Regions from separate parts of the Homo sapiens genome. Here region 1 is linked to region 2. A link is a loop called in an ENCODE intact Hi-C map of the cell type or tissue named here. Cell type or tissue: MCF 10A. All regions are shown on one strand.

The links. Hi-C counts contacts between places; a loop is a spot of excess contacts. Peaks named below come from ENCODE experiments on the same cell type or tissue, not always from the same donor. Only the 100,000 strongest peaks of a DNase experiment are listed, where the experiment ranks them.
Region 1: a loop joins it to region 2, with 2.9 times the contacts of the local background. A loop is called at or near these places in 4 of 110 quality-filtered maps.

Annotation. Positions count from the first base shown.
Region 1 is chr17:80,718,221-80,726,220 of GRCh38, reverse strand. The region is part of intron 4 of RPTOR (regulatory associated protein of MTOR complex 1); the gene reads right to left. Among named protein-coding and RNA genes, the nearest start is that of RPTOR, 180 kb to the right of the region's middle. RefSeq lists enhancers at 1-449, 4,214-5,413. In MCF 10A, no CTCF peak of the experiment used is centred here; DNase peaks (open chromatin) are centred at 1,240 and 4,870.
Region 2 is chr17:80,829,149-80,837,148 of GRCh38, reverse strand. The region is part of intron 9 of RPTOR (regulatory associated protein of MTOR complex 1); the gene reads right to left. Among named protein-coding and RNA genes, the nearest start is that of CHMP6, 160 kb to the left of the region's middle. RefSeq lists enhancers at 2,214-2,985, 3,755-4,064, 4,531-5,303 and a silencer at 3,710-3,926. In MCF 10A, no CTCF peak of the experiment used is centred here; a DNase peak (open chromatin) is centred at 3,858.

The DNA.
Region 1 (8,000 bases), 110 kb after region 2:
GAGGGGCTTTCACCCCGTAACAGCCACTGGGATGCTGCGCCACAGAACAGCTTTCCCAGCCCCGCCTGCTCTGGGAAGCCTGCTTGGATGTGGGCCTCTGTGGTCGCTTCTCTGTGAGCGGCGTCTGTCCCTCTCAGCACCAGGGCCATTTGGGGCCGGGCCGCTCCTTGTGGGGCTGCCCTGTGCACCACACAATCTTCCGCAGCACCACCCAGCCACCCCCACACCTAGATGTGACAATCTCCAGGTTGCTGGACATTGCCAAATGTCCCAGTGTCCCCTGAGGGGAAAAGTTTCCCTGGTTGAGAACCGCTGCCTTGGAGGAGAGGCGATTTCCTTTCAAACATGAGCTGTATACATTACAGTTAGTGAGACTGCAACAATTTGGAAGTCTGTATCCCTCAGGGAATATAAAACCAACTCTATTAAGCCACAGTGTGGAAAATGACCTTTGATAGCGAATCCTGATTAGAACACGGGATGCAGACCTCATTTCCCATCTCAGAGGTCCTGGGTCGTTTGTCAAGCTCCAGGCCAGAATTATGGCCCCTGCAAACCAGCAAAGGGCAGCCTGCAGCCTCACAGCCCCGGCTGCAGGGGCAGAAACAACGCCCACAGTAGAGTCACTCCTCGTTGTCCTGTGGAATATTCCTCTGTCATCCTGACTGCACCAACCCACACCAGCCCAGAATTGAAAAGCCCCCTGTATACACGGAAGGCTGCTTGGAACACTCAAGAGCTTGTGGCCAATGGTTTTCATTTCTTCTTGATCCAAAACTAAAAGTACAGAGAATAATTCCTAATCAAAGCGTCTCTTCTTTTTCTCCAAGAATCATATTCAAGGCCATGTTTTCTTTTCAAACAAAGAAATAGAAATGGGTTTTAGATAATTTCTTCATTACAATCCACTTTATCTGTCAGGTTATATTAAACATCAGGGGAAGAGTCCGCCTGCCTCACCAGTCTGTCGCCGCAGCCTGAGTTAGCCACCAAGGCAGCCATGGCCGGGAGAGCCCAGCCCACTGAAGCCTGCAGGCTGTCTTCCCACAGAGGGGCAGCCCAGCAGCCCGCCAGCCTCCAAGGAGCTTCCCACAATTCTACATCTCAGGGATTTCTGGTGGAAAGACTGAAACTGGGTTTTGGCTTAAGTTAAATGTGAGCGTTTTATCCCTTTAAATTACAGAGCAGAAGACAAAACGCAAAACCCCTCACATACCAAACAGATGAGTACAAAGAAGAGAACGGCATGTCCCAGGGGAGGCAAGGGGCGTGGTGGCAAGGCATGGCAGGAAGAAGCCCTGGCCTCAGCAAGTTTGCATCCCAGTGGGTGAGGTGGGCAGAACGACACGGTGCCGCCACCCCGTGCTCCAGCTGAAAAGGCAAGCGCAAGTGTCGTGGGGGCGGCTTCTTCTCCCACGGCCCCTCCTCAGATCCAGGCACAGCAGCTCTGACACTGCAGAGGAGGGAACGGGGGGCACACTGGGCAGGTGCAGACAGTCGCCCTCTGGAAGGGCAGGTGGGGTGTCCCAACCCCAACTCCAACCCACCACAGGCTGAGCAGGTAGATGTGATGAGCCTGGAAATTTCTGGCCTCACCACTGTTGGGATGGGAGAACCTGGCCTCGCCGCTGTTGCGATGGTAGAACTCGCAAGCATCTCTGTGGATAGCTGGGATACACAGGAAGACTGCCATCAGCTGAAGGACATGGATCTCCAGGTGGCCTTACCCAAACCTGATTTGGCCATTTCATTAGCCCTGCAAAGATACCATCCTACTTTATACAAACTGGGGTATTTAGCACCTACTAATCAGATCATAGCAGCATTTTCCTCAACATAAAGAAAAATGCCAACTATGCCAGGCAGTAAACATGAGGAAGGGGTGGGTTGCCATGTCTCCTCTCTCCTGACCCTTCCATCCTGGCACTCATGGCCCCCACCTCTCAGGACATGGCCTGGCTTCTCACTTAACAGGAGACAGGCTCCAAGGGGAACCAGCTCTCATGTCCAGCTTCAAAGCTCCACCACATTTGTATTCACCTCTCCTTCCCTCCCACGTCTCAGAGAAGAGTGCTTGGGCTTGCCAAGTCAAATGCTGTATCTCTGTCCTGAATTAATCTTCTCATACCTTCCCATTTCTCATCCTTTACTCCACTGATTTATACTTTCTTCAGCAACCCCCTTTCTCCTATCTACAAACATAAGTTACCTCTTGCAGAAACTAAACATCCCTGCTTAGCCTTGTTCTTTCTTCGAGGTCTCCCCAACAGACAGGCTCCTCTAATCACATGCTCTCTATGTATTTATTGCAAAAATTGTATTACAGAGAAAGCTAGAAAAAACAGTGTTATTCAGTAGTATCACCAAACTTCTGGAAAGATTAGTCTATTCCAGTCCCTAGTCCCTTACCTCCTGTTTAGTCATTAAAATCTAGTTTCCACACCTGTACATAGATACGCAAATCAATATGCATGTGTTTACAGCTTACTACACACAAATGCATCACTTAGCTAAGTCCACGGAGAGGGCCTAGGCCTAGTAACACTAATGCTCCAGTAGTAACGAGCACACAAAGAGGCCACATCTTGGTTTCTAAATCCCACTCTCAAAAAAGCCAAAGATCCTTGGAAAAATGGTTGATCCAGGGCTGTGGTAGAGAAAATGCTAGAAGGTGTGTCAGTGGTCAAAGTTGAAACAATTTCAGTAACAAAATAAATAATGATAATAATAATGGATTATAACCCAAGAAGTAAAATAAATATTAGTGGCTCCATATGGATATAAACAAACAACCAAGTAAATAAACAACAAGAGAAGCAACAATTCTTTCATACAGAAGAATTCCAGTTACTAAACGTGGAAGGAAATAGGGAGGTACAGCACCACCATTAGAACACCAGGATAGTAATTACACATGAATGTTAGAATTAGGGCATGGCAGTTTAAGGAGAAACAGGATATCTGCATACTCTCAAAGTATCTCCTTCAAATGCTTATGAATTATAAAGAAAATAACAACTTCACATTGGAGAAACACACAAGGCACCACTTCAGCCTAGTGATCAAGGTTGGTATCTGCAGTAATAAGAATCACACACACCACGCACCCCCAAACCTGATGCACTGAGAATAACCCATCTGCATTATTCTTCCCAAAACTTTGATCCTCAATCTCATCATGAGAACACATCAGACAAACCCAAAGTGAGGGACATCCTCCAAAACACCTGAGCAGCATCTTACAATGTCATGGTCATGAAAGACAAGAACAGCTGAGGAACCATCCCAGGCTGGGAGGACCAGAGGACAAGGCAGCCAATGTGGGTGGGGGCCTGGGCTGGACCACAAGACATACAGAGGATTACAGCGGCAAGGCTGCTGGCACCAAGGAGGCTGTGTGTGGTTGGCAGTGCTGTAACAACATATGTTTCCTAGATTTGATCGCTGTGCTGAGGTCATGTAAGAGGTTGACACTGGGTAGCTGGATGAAGGACACACAGGAACTCTCTGTGCTGCCTCTGCAACTCTCGTGTACATTTAAAATTATTTCAAATTGTTTTTTAAAAATGCAAACCTAGTTTTGATCCTAACTGCTCTCCAGAAATTACTGAACACATAGTCACCTCTTCACATGCTGCATCCCATGGTCTCTTCCATTCCTGCCCCACCTGACATCTATGCGCCGTCTCCCCTCAAACACACACTCTCTCCCCAGGTCTCCGGCTGCCTCAGCTCATTCTTCCAAAGTTTCCCAGCTTGGGACCCCTCCCTTCCACCCTCCCCTTAAAAACTTATCGTCAGGGGCCTATTCCATTCTTCTTATTCCACATCTTCTCCCAGGCAATCAAATATAACTCCCTGGTTTTAAATACTGCCTAAACATTGAAGTCCCAAAAATGTTCAGCTGCAACTACCACCTCTACAGAGAGTTGGTTATTTTCATTTGATTGCCTGTGACACCTCAAATTCAAAAATTTGAGAAGGGAAAAATAAAACTTATCATTTCCTCTTCCAAACTCAATGATGATGATGATGATGACGGCACTTTGCAACATGCCAAGAACGTGCCACACAAAGGCTTGGAGGGAAGGAAAGGAAGAACTTTTATTGTTTATTTTATGCTTATCTGCACCATTTGAAAAAAAATGAATTTTATAATAAAATATTTTAAAATTAACTAAAAGAAAATCGTGTTAAAAGCCTCATCTTACATATGAGATAACAAAGAATGCACTTCCAATCCCTTGTATTTGTGAAGTCAAAGGAAGTTCCCATCAGCAGCACAATCCACAAGGAATAGGAAGCAGCTGACCTTTGCCCTTAGCTTCATAAAAACCTGAAATATATATATATATACCAAATTGGATAATAATGAAGACTTGTTCTTTTTCAGCTGGCAATAACTTTCTAGCAGAAATGTCCTTCTGGCTATCTTAAGCCTATTAATAAATAACAGGAAAGCTGGCTGTGTTCCTCAACATTCATTTTTTCAGTGGATTAACCAAAATATTTCATCCTTCTCCCCCAAAGTGCATTTCATGTGTATGACTACCAAAATAAGCCCGAGTACCCTGAGGAAGCTTCCAGCATGTTCCAGCATGATGGGCTGGAGACACCCAGCTGCCCAGCCCCACCGACTGAGGTAAGAGCCCAAAGGATGCTCCTGCAAACTGCAGCGCCCTGACGGCCCCGGGTGAGCCAGGAGAGCCCGCTGCTGGGTGTGCCTCTTTCCAGGGCCAGATGCACACGCAGCAGGAAGAGCCAGCATGGCTTCTGCTGCTCCTGCACCAGGTGCGTGCAGGCCCTGCCGAGGAAGTGAGTGATTCTCACACCTCCTTGCTTACCCCTGAGGTTACTCAACTTGCCATCCTTTTTCCCGCTTGCACTTCCGCCGCGTCCAGGAGCCTCAATGACTCACAGTCGTGAGAACAGTTTCCACAGTGCTGCCTGTGCTGCTACGACATCTTTCATCCTACTGACCCCAGGATGACAGAGCACTGGAACCACATCACCTGCTCCCCACGGTGTCACCGGGTCAGAGGGGACTACTTCCTGTCACCAGAGCCCCCTCGCACTCCCAGGCCTCCCCTTGTCTAGCTGGTTCTCACTCCTGCTTGGAGACCCGGCAGACGTAGCCCCTCCTCACCTCCTAGGTGCCTCCCACGAGGCCTTGGTGTTTACCCGGGACTGTTTCTGCCCTAGACGGCTAAAATTAGAGATGGAAAACAAGGGGTCGGGGAAGTGTCTCTCCCGACACGTAAGAAGCAGAGTGACCCCAAACCATAAGATGAATATCCTGCTTGCCTCTCACACCACACTGTCCATACCAGGGGTTCTCAAAGGCAGACAACCCAGACAGCAGCAGAAGCGGCCGCAGCAGCAATTTTGTGGGACACCCAAGAAAGCCAAATCGTCAGGCCCCACCCACGGCCACAGAAGCAGAGGCTCAGGGAGGGCCTGGCAGTCTGTGGCTCCGTGAGCCTGCAGGTGATGCTGGGCGCACTCAAGCATGGGCACCGCAGCGCTATGACCGTGGTTTTAAATGCAGGGCACCCGCGAAGTCAGTGCAGCTGCACTCTCAGGTTTTGTATCTCTTGGCATCAAGGAAATCATTTGTTTGTTAAAGTTTAAGCTCTCATAAAGAAATACTCCAAACATTTCCAGCACTTCTCCCAAAGAAATGGAGTTTTTGTTAATGGCCTTCTACTACTGTAAGCAAACACAAAATGCTAGAATTTCTCAGAAAAGAAAGGTCAAGTTTACCATAAAACTTTTTCTTGGACACCGCTAGATTCTCAAGACGAATAAAGTAACAATTTTAACAAATGATAATTGTGGTCTGACATAAATATCACTTTTTAAAAATCACGTATTTTTCTGATAATAGTGTATTTCAAAAGCTTTATGATCCATCTTTTTTTTTTTGAGACAGTTTCTCTCTTGTTGTCCAGGCTGGAGTGCAATGGCACGGTCTCGGCTCACTGCAACCTCCAAGTCCCAGTTCAAGCGATTCTCCTGTCTCAGCCTCCTGAGTAGCTGGGATTACAGGTGCCCGCCACTATGCATGGCTAATTTTTTTTTGGTATTTTTAATAGAGACAGGGTTTCACCATGCTGGTCTCAAACTCCTGACCTCAGGTGATCCGCCCGCCTCGGCCTCCCAAAGTGTTGGGATTACAGGCGTGAGCCACCGTGCCCGGCCCATGATCCATCTTTCAACAGAAGCAACAATTAACTGTATACCAACACAAGAGGCATCTATTTGATAATGACAATCCCAATTAAAAAAACAAAAAACCAATAAATCCTATTAAATAATATTTATTTAGAATTGCTCATGGAATAATTATTTAACTGTAATAAAAGAAGGGCAGAGGAAGTACCAAAAACACCACCACCAATGACAATAAGCTTGCAGCCTTACGGATTTTACGGGACTGGGGTTTACTGGTGATGTATACTCCCGAGTTGTCTGTTCACAAGTACCGCTTCCCCCCACTCCTGACCTTTCGGGGCCACGACCCCCTGCTTCTGGATGATATGTATTCAAGAACCCCCTTCAGGAGGAGGAGGAATCTGCTGACCCCTGTCCTTTGCCCTCCTCTGAGAATGGTGGCACAAGTCCATCTTTAGTCCAGGGAAAGCTGCGGCGGCAAATCCAGATGAGACCACAGTTCCTGGCTGAGAGTTTAAAGGAAGGCTGTGCCCTTAAGGGGCTTTACAGGAACGAGCCCTGAGAAGATGCCACTTTAATAGGGCTGAGAATTCTGATTCACATTCTGAGTTCTCTGGCAGAAGATGTACTCAGCATCTTCTCAGAAATGGGGAGCTGCTTATTTTGAACAGGACTGCTTCACTTGGAATATAAAGTGCTCTTCTTGCTAAAGGGCCAGACTCCTTGGAATAATGGATATCAATTCCATCTCTGTTCCCCCGGGCTGACAGGTACCCTTCCCGGCTTCCCCCATGCCATTTTCTCCCAATTCTCCTCCCCATCACCTGCCAGGATCCTCTTCTGCTCCCCAGATTTCACTCTCTTGGCCTTCTTCGGCTCTAGAAACTGTATTTTGGGAACCGCCCGCAGCATGTCTGCCCCTACTTCTCACGACCCCATACTCATGGACCTCCGGCCTACTCACAACCTGAGAACAAATGCCCACAAGCTCCTTCTTCTCGCTTCTGGTGCCTGGTCACAGTCCAGGTCTCACCTGCTCCCTCTAACTCAACCTCCACCTGTCCTAGGAAGGTCCTGAGGGTCGCCCCACCAGCCTGACTCAGGGTGCCGCCACTGGCCTCTTGTATACGACGGCCTTCTACCTGGAGTTTCTCTAGCCAGTCTTTTCTCCCCAGAGCCAGGCTTCACACGGCATCAAAAGGATTTATCTAAGCCCACATCCCTAAGAGTCTGCGAGGTGCTCTATGCCTTAGCCTGGAACACTTTCTGGCCTTCTTTCTTTTGAAACCCAATTCAGGCTCCAGGCTCCCATAGCACAGAACTGCTTGTAGTTTCCAATGAATACCATGCTGGTTTATTATATCATCTACTTCCTCTGAGATCATCCCCTCCAGTCCCCTCTCAGGGACAACTGTTGCCTTTGTTCTCTTCTGTAAGACTCAGCCCGAGCAAGCACCGCCTTCTCCAGGAGGCCCCCTCCAACCTTGCCTGCCCACCATGGCTGGGCTGGCACAACTCTCTCTCTCTCTGAAGGGGCCAATATTTTCCCTACATTATCACAATACATCATCATGCAATTCGGCTTTAAGCTAGACTTATAACCAACAATCAGAACAAAACAGTCTTTGCTTTCCGTCTGTGCTCTCCATGATAAGATCCATTTTATGTCCCTATTTAATGTCCGGAGGGGTAAGGGTAGAACATAGTGCAAGACAAAAATGGCCTTTGAGGATGATTTTGGCAGAGGGTAGGGGTTAGGTTGTAAACACCACAGGAAGACCACCGAAGAATTAAAAATTATCCTAAACCAAAAATGCAAAACCACA
Region 2 (8,000 bases):
CTTGAGTTCTCCCCCTTGGACATTATGAGGCTTTCTCCTCCGGCCTCCTTCCCGTCACGGTGAACGTGAGACAGCCTCCTCCCCGGGCTCCCGACCCCGTCCTTCAGGGCCGCACTGCTGCAGCTTCCACAGCCCTTTCCCTGCCTGCTCTCATCCTTGCTCAGGGCGCCCAATGCCACCTGCTCACCGACACCCCCAGACGCTATTTAAAATAGCCTCACACCTCTCCCCAGAGCTCCACACCCCAATTCTACTGTAGGAACAGCCGGCAGTCTGAATTGGACCTCACACCTCCAGGCCAGTTCCTGGGATTCCCAGGTGTAGGCAACAGCCTTATGGGGCACCCCCAGCCACCATCGCCACTTTCCTGACATGGCCTTGTCAGAGCCTCGGTGTTGTCCTAACAGCCCCCTCCCAATGGGCCCCTCTGCCGGCACCTCCCTCCAGGCCAGCTGCCCTGTGAGCTTTCTCGGAGGCTCTAACACAGCCCCCCTAAGCCTTTCTGTGGCTCTGGCCTTCTCGTGGTACCCCAGGCCTGGCACACCCCAGCACCTCTGACATCTCTAGCCCTGTGGCAGAGGGACAGCAGCTGCCTCTGACCGACCCCTGCTTTGTGTCAGCTGCTCTACAAGGACACTGTGAGGGAGACATGATCATGAGACTGTTTCACCCTAGAGAGACAGCCACGCGCCCAAGGCCGCAGAGCCACACGCTGAATTACAGACATCCTGCAGGTGCCCTGGCATCCAGCCGTACCCAACTTCTTTCCCAGTGCCAGGCACATAGCAGGCTTTCAATATGCATTGGCTAAATGAGAGTGAGGGCGAGCAGGAAAGCACCCTCTGTGCATGAGCAGCCCCGTGTGACTTTCGAGAAGGAGAGAGGGAAGAAAAGATCTGACCGGGAGCCATGAGCCTGGGCTCTGCTCCCAGCTCTGCTACCCACTAGCTCCGGCCCAGGGAGCGGCTGACCTGCCTGCCTCGCTGCCTCGCCCGGAGGATGAGGGCCTGACCAGGGAGCCCGTGTGGGAGGCTGCTTGGTGAAATTCAGCGTGTGGCTCTGGGGCTCTGGGCGCGTGGCTCTCTCTCTAGGATCCGTTTCACCATCTGTGAAATGGGCTTATGATCATGCCTCCCTCACAGCGTCCTCGTAGAGCGGCTGACACAAAGCAGGGGTCAGTCGGAGGCAGCTGCTGTGGCCCCGCCACAACATCCAACATGAACTCTCAACTGGAAGTGAATCATCACCTCGCTCTCAGCACAGCCACAGAACACAGTCTTGATCTCCGCGGATACAGGTTGAGTATCTCTTCTCTAAAATGCCTGGGACCGGAAGTGTTTTGGGTTTCCGATATTTTCAGGTTTTGGAATATTTGCATATACATAATGAGATATCAGGGGATGGGACCCAAGTCTAAGAGTAAACTCCATGTATGTTTCATATACCTCTTACACACACAGCCTGAAGCGAATTTTACACAATTTTGTGCATGAAACAAAGTTTGCGCCCGCAAGGTCGGGAGGGGAACTGTCCACCTGTGGCAGCGTGGTGGCCCTCACAGAGTTTCGGATTTTGGAACATTTTGGATTTTTGAATTAGGGACACTCAACCTTCGTCGTAGGGATGGAGGAAGGACAGCAATCCCTTCAGCCCTACTCTCCCTTTCTGCTAGAAATATGTTCCTTGTGGAAACCGAGTGATGATCAGTATACTGGATTCTGCTTCTAGCACTGCGCTCTCTTCTCCTGGGTAATTTTCTAAGAGACTCGAGGACTCTGTGTTATTTTTTAGGTTAATGACACTCCGTGCTGCCGTGTCAAAGGGCATATTTTCTCAATGTCTTAGTAAAGGACCAAAATGAGAATGAAAAATGTTAAAATCCAGAAAAAAAAGTAAAAGTTTAAGATGAACAAAGGGACTAAAGAGCAATTTTTCACTTTCAAATATATGAAATATATTTCAATTTTCCCAAGACTGGCCCTCTTTGCACAAACATGCCCTTCCCCTGCCAACAGAGTTAAGAAGCAATCAGGAGATAATCAAAAGGCCTCAAAGTACGTGCAATAAATAGCTCCCATATGCCCAGTAAATCCCCAGCTGCAGGCAAATGGTATTCAGCAGCATTGAGGGAGATTTTACTCTTTGTTAAGACAGAAGCAAAGTCAATTATTGCAATTAAACTCTATAAAGATTCCTCGAATTTAATCAAATAAAAAGTTTCTGCTTCAGGAGTTAGAAGAAAGTGTGTGCAAGTTAGGGGAGGTGGAGGCGAGAGGAGGGCAGAGAGGGTGTCCGGGCCGTGGGCCGAGCAGACCAGCGTGGCACCTGGTGTGGCCTCGGTCAGTGCTGGGCAAGGCGCCTTTGGAACCATGCCTCCCGGAAAGCCTATTCGCACGTTCTCCAAGGCCCTCGCTTGGTGTTGAAGGCCTGAACTGCACTGGAGACATCGCTCAGCACACCGGACAGGATGCCGCCCAGCAAAGCTGTGTCAGAGCCACGGGTGACAATCTCTCTCGGACACGTGACCCATGTTGCTGCAGTGGGACATGTGCTCCTAAAAGGCTGGGGGCCCACTTGGATCCAGCCCCGGGGTGGGAGGCGGGGACTGACCCAGCTCCACATTTCAGACCAGAAAAGCAGCCCCAGATGGTTCTGGTTTCACTGATGCACAGAGGCTCAGGAGGCTGCGGGGATGACACAAAGCCCAGGAGGAAGGGCTGTGGCTCGGCGCCCAGACGATGCACGGAGGCTGCTCGGGGCCGTCCGGCTACCCAGGGCTGTGGACTCGAGGCAGAGCTGTCTACATGAGAGGAGGAAAATAACTTTGTTCAAGTACTAATGAGAAGAAAGGATGTAAAAGAACGCCTACAAACCGCTGAAAGACAAGCGCTGGAACCCGATTATCAGCACACAGTGAAGCGGCCCTGAACCTCAAGCCACAGCTCGGCCTGGGCCCGAAGGACAGCCCCACTCAGAGCAAGGCAGGGAAGACGGAGGTACTGGGAGGAGCTTGCACCCTGGCACCGCCTGCTGAGCAAGCCAGAGGCCCTCTCGGGGCCGTGGGTGGTTTATTTATTTATTTATTTAACCAAATTACAGGGCCAGATTACCCATTAAATTCTAAAATCGCATGGCAACCTTTTGTTTTGTTTTGTTTTTTGAGACGGAGTCTCACTCTGTCACCTATGCTGGAGCGCAGTGGTGCGATCTTGGCTCACTGCAACCTCCGCCTCCCGGGTTCAAGTGATTCTCCTGCCTCGGTCTCCTGAGTAGCTGGGATTACAGGAATGTGCCACACGCCTGGCTAATTTTTGTATTTTTAGTAGAGACGGGGTTTCACCATGTTGGTCAGGCGGGTCTCGAACTCCTGACCTCAGGTGATCTGCCTGCCGTGGCCTCCCAAAGTGCTGGGATTACAGGCGTGAGCCATTGCACCCGGCCTGCACGGCAACCTTTTAAACAGCAGAACAACGGTATTCTCTAATGAACATTTATCTGTTGATTAAAACTGGCTGCATTTTCTACGGTAAAATCAACACACACTTGCAGCTCTAATTTGGGATTCCCAGCTAAAGACAAGTGGGAAAGTGGGTCCTACGTACACACGAGAGGCCATGGTGGTGGGCTTCGGCGGCAGCAGCCAGCCCTGTGAGGTTTGGCAGCACACGACAGCAGAAGGTGGGAGGGGACCGGGAAGGTGTCTGGATTAGCACTTCCCACAGCCTGCGATCAAGCTGCCTGGAGAAGCAGGGCTGGAGTGCTGGAGTGCAGATCTGAGGGGAGGAGGCTGTGATTAGCTGTGACCAGCTCATCTGCATCGTGGGCTCCTCCCCCCCAGCAGCTGGGGGCAGAGGGACTTTCTAAGCTGTTGGCTGTTCTGATGAGTCACTCGCCTGGAAAACATGTCATCCAGGCAAGAGCTGGGTTTTCAGGAAACAGCCCTGAGATGGCGGGTGCCCAGGAGGTGGGCTGGAGGAAAACCGTCCAAGTCCAAGTCCGCACAGCCTCCATCTGCGCTGATCAGTCAGAGCGCGCCCGCCCCGGGAACGGAAAGCACGGGTTATTACCGCAGAGAAACGCAGGGTTTCAGGACCCCTGAAATTGAAAGTGAAGGAGAATGACTCCCCGGTGACTTTGCATCAAACATTAAACAGAAAGCCGGCTCTGAGTATTCATTACTGCCGCGGCCTGAAGCAAAGTGTAAATGCAGATGACTTCATGTTTTAACCTCAATGTTTGTTAGGCTTTGTTCCCTCTTTCCTCTTGCTAAAAATTCAACCTCTCCATCACCACCCAAGGAGTATAATAGCTAGATTGTACATTATTTATTCCAAATGCTCTTTTCTGCTATCTTTCCTGTGTGCTCCCTGGGGATGTACACACTTTGGTCTATTGATGAGGGGAGGAGAGAGCTCTGGGCATTGTTTTCGTGGCAGACAGCCCTGCAGAGCCCCCGGTGATGCTCCCATGGTGAGGAGCCCACCTCCACAGCAGCTCAGTCCTCAGTTGCAGTTGGCAAAATCTAGTAACAGAGGAGAGCACGATTCTGTTTCTGAGCCGAATGTTCTCCGTCTGAGCGTCTGAAACCACTCCTCACTCCTTTGTGCCTCCCTCCCTGCCCTTGTTAAGGAACAGCATTGGAGCTGGGACATGCCACTCAAGGTGGAGGCCACATTCCCTCCCTCCCTGGATGAGGCTGGACCAGACACTGCCACAGGACAGGGGGGCGATGGGCATGTGAGCTCCAAGTCTGTCCCCCAGGCCTGAGCTGCCTCGTCCACTCCTCGCGGCCTTCCCACCTGCGGGAATGTTGCTCCAGTGGCCAGCACGAGCTTCCACGGGGGATGGAAGCCTCCAAGACAGGAGCCGCCTGCACCCTGACACCTGGGGCCACGGCAGCCTATGCTGCCTATGCTCACACATGCCCATTTGTAAAGCCCCTGGATCACGGGTTCCCAATGAATGGGTGTTTCAACTAGTACACCTAACTACCTCCAGGGAGAAAGGCAAACCATTCAATGGAGTTTTTCCACACTAACCCAGCCGGTGTCTCAAGAGCGGTGTTGGCTGCATGCCCTCCGTATCCACCTGGCTCAAGCCCTTATAGCCAGGCACCAACATCTTCCTCATCTCTGGCTCAGCATAAAGGCCCTCCACAATCAAGACCAGTACCAAGTCTGTGTGGTTACGCCTCCCTAAATCTGCAACATGGTAACATGGTGGAATGGACTGGCTTCTTGTTAAATTTTACTGTGTGCACAGTGATACACAGGGATACACGGTGACATACAGGCACACACAGGGATACACAGTGACACACAGGGATACATGGTGACACACAGGGATACACGGTGACACACAGGGATACACAGTGACACACAGGGATACATAGTGATACACAGGGATACACAGTGACACAGTGACACACAGGGATACACAGTGACACACAGGGATACATAGTGATACACAAGGATACACAGGGAGATGCTGCTGCCCTCTGTGGAAGTTCACTGTCATCAGAGATCTGACATCTCTGCCTCCAGAGCCTCGGCGGGATTCCGATGGACAGTGATAAAGTCATGCATGAAATTCATCACGAGCAGCAAGGACTGCTCATATCTAAGAAGGCCTGGGGTTTCCCAGTCTTCCAGAAGCCTCCCTCCTGTGTCCAGACTAGTAAACTCACTCGTGTTAAGGACGTGGTGAGAGTGTCTAAGAGTTAGAATTAGACTTCGAATGTTAACACGCCTAGGACAGAGTGGAGGTAAAATTCTGCAATAACGGACTCCACAGAATCAAATGCCTTATTGGAGGGGGATTTTCTCAGGGTGACATGGACTGAGGAATCGTCTCAGCCTCCGTGGGGAATGGAGAGGAGGCAGTGCTGGGGCCTGGTCTCTGGGCAGTGCAAGGGCAAGTACATGCCTTTCTGAAACCCGGGAAGGACGTGGAGCTAGTGCAAGCCAAACCTCTGTGCTTGCCTCTCCTCCCTCCTAAGCACCTTAATTGTGTAGCGCATTTGGGAAAACACACATCGGAACAACACACGGCTGCTATGGAATCTCCGCTGGGAAGCAAAGAGCTGCTTTAAAATGATGTTCCCTATTGGGCGCGGTGGCACACACCTGTTAATTCCAGCACTTTGGGAGGCCAAGGTGGGAGGATTGTCTGAGCTCAGGAGTTCAAGACCAGCCTGAGCAACCTGGTGAAACCTCATCTCTACAAAAAATACAAAACAATTAGCTGGGCGTGTGCCTGTAGTCCCAGCTACTTGGGGGTCTGACGTGAGAGGATTGCTTGACCCTGGGAGGTTGAGGCTGCAGTGAGCCAAGATCACACCACTGCACTCCAGCCTGGGTGACAGAGCGAGACCCCGCCTCCGAAAAAAAAAAAAAAGATGAAAATGATGCTCCCCATCATGGGAAGCCTCTGCCATTCCTGAGGAGCAGTGCACCTGCGATCTCACCTCAACTACCAAACTCCTTTCGAAGCCACTGGAGCAGCGCACCTGCGGTCTCACCTCAACTACCAAACTCCTTTCGAAGCCACTGGACAGCAGCGGCCCGTGCAAGATGGCCCAGCGCGGGGGCACCGTGGGGCGCAGCAGCCCGACGCCGTGAGAAGGCCGTGCGTGAGTGGCTTTGGCAGAGCACCTGGAAAGGGCCTTTTACAAACTGTCAGCACTCAGAATTGGGGGGTGGTCTACTACCGTTAAAGTCATTCCGATAAATTTTCTGCACACATAGTGAACTGATACAGACTGAGAAACCCCCATTTTTTGACATAATGTTTTGGTGGCAGTGAGAGGAGAGGAAATGAGAGAACTGGGTGGAGCTGGAGTTGGGGCGGGGCGGGGTCGGAACTGGTCAGTGGCCAAGGTGGCAAGTCCACCTCAGTCAGGTTTGTTCTCTGGAAACTGAGGCCAGTGGAGCTGCCCTGACTCCAGGAAACCAGGAAGATGCCACAGAACAGAGAAGCCAGCGGGGAGAATCTGTGTACACCTATAGCGTGGGACCTGCTGTCCCGGCTCCTGACCAGCCAGACCACATTTCCAGTCTTTCTTCTCCTACGAGGATCTAGGATCTTCTCCAAATCTAAAGCCCAATTTTTACATTCAATTCCCTATCAAAGTTGGCTCATGATATAATTTTCAGCATTAAATGGAACTGACTCGTGTTTACTTTTTAGCTCTAGATTCACGCTGGCATCCTTGTTGCTGAAAACCTACCCCAGAGAACATGTGTAAAATGCAAGTGATTCTCCCTGAATTCACATCATCATTGATTTCTGTACAAAGAACCCTTTAATATTACTTATTTGGCACTTCCCAGCATAGAAAGACAAGAAGACACGATGTCAGACCTTGCAGAAAATATCCCTAACTAGAGAGGACCCTTGGACACGCACAGGAGGGGCTGAGGAAGAAGAGTGGGGGAAGCATCCTGAGACTCGGCCACAAGTCGCCGTGGACGCCGCCCTCTCCATGCACGCGGCACTGCCATGTCTACGGGCCGCCCCCCATGCTGGGAGCCGAGGCACCGAGGGCTTCACTGAAGCCTCTGTCCCTAGGGGTTCATGGCCCAGCTTGGAACAGGCAGGCTACAGGCCGCTGTCTGGTTGGATGTGTCGGGTTGGATGTGTCTGGTTGGGCTCGCAGAATGTTTTTTAATGCCACGTTAGATATCAACATCTAATAATCAGATAATTAAAAATGAAAATATGAACTTTTGGCTACTCTATGACTGGCAACTGTGGGCCAAAACCGCCCCGCAGAGCCCCGGTTGGACTGAGCACAGCCCGGGCGCTGCCCTACCCATGCCCGCGCCCTCCTGGACACCAGCCCCGTCTTTCTGCTGTCTGAAAGCCCCCACGCCTGCCTCTTAGGCCACTCTACCAGTCATGATTCTCCTCATGTAAAGAAGTATGTAATGATTTCTTCTGTGTGTCTCTAGTTCTGAATTTATGAACAATAATGCCTTAGCCATAAAGACTCTATTTTT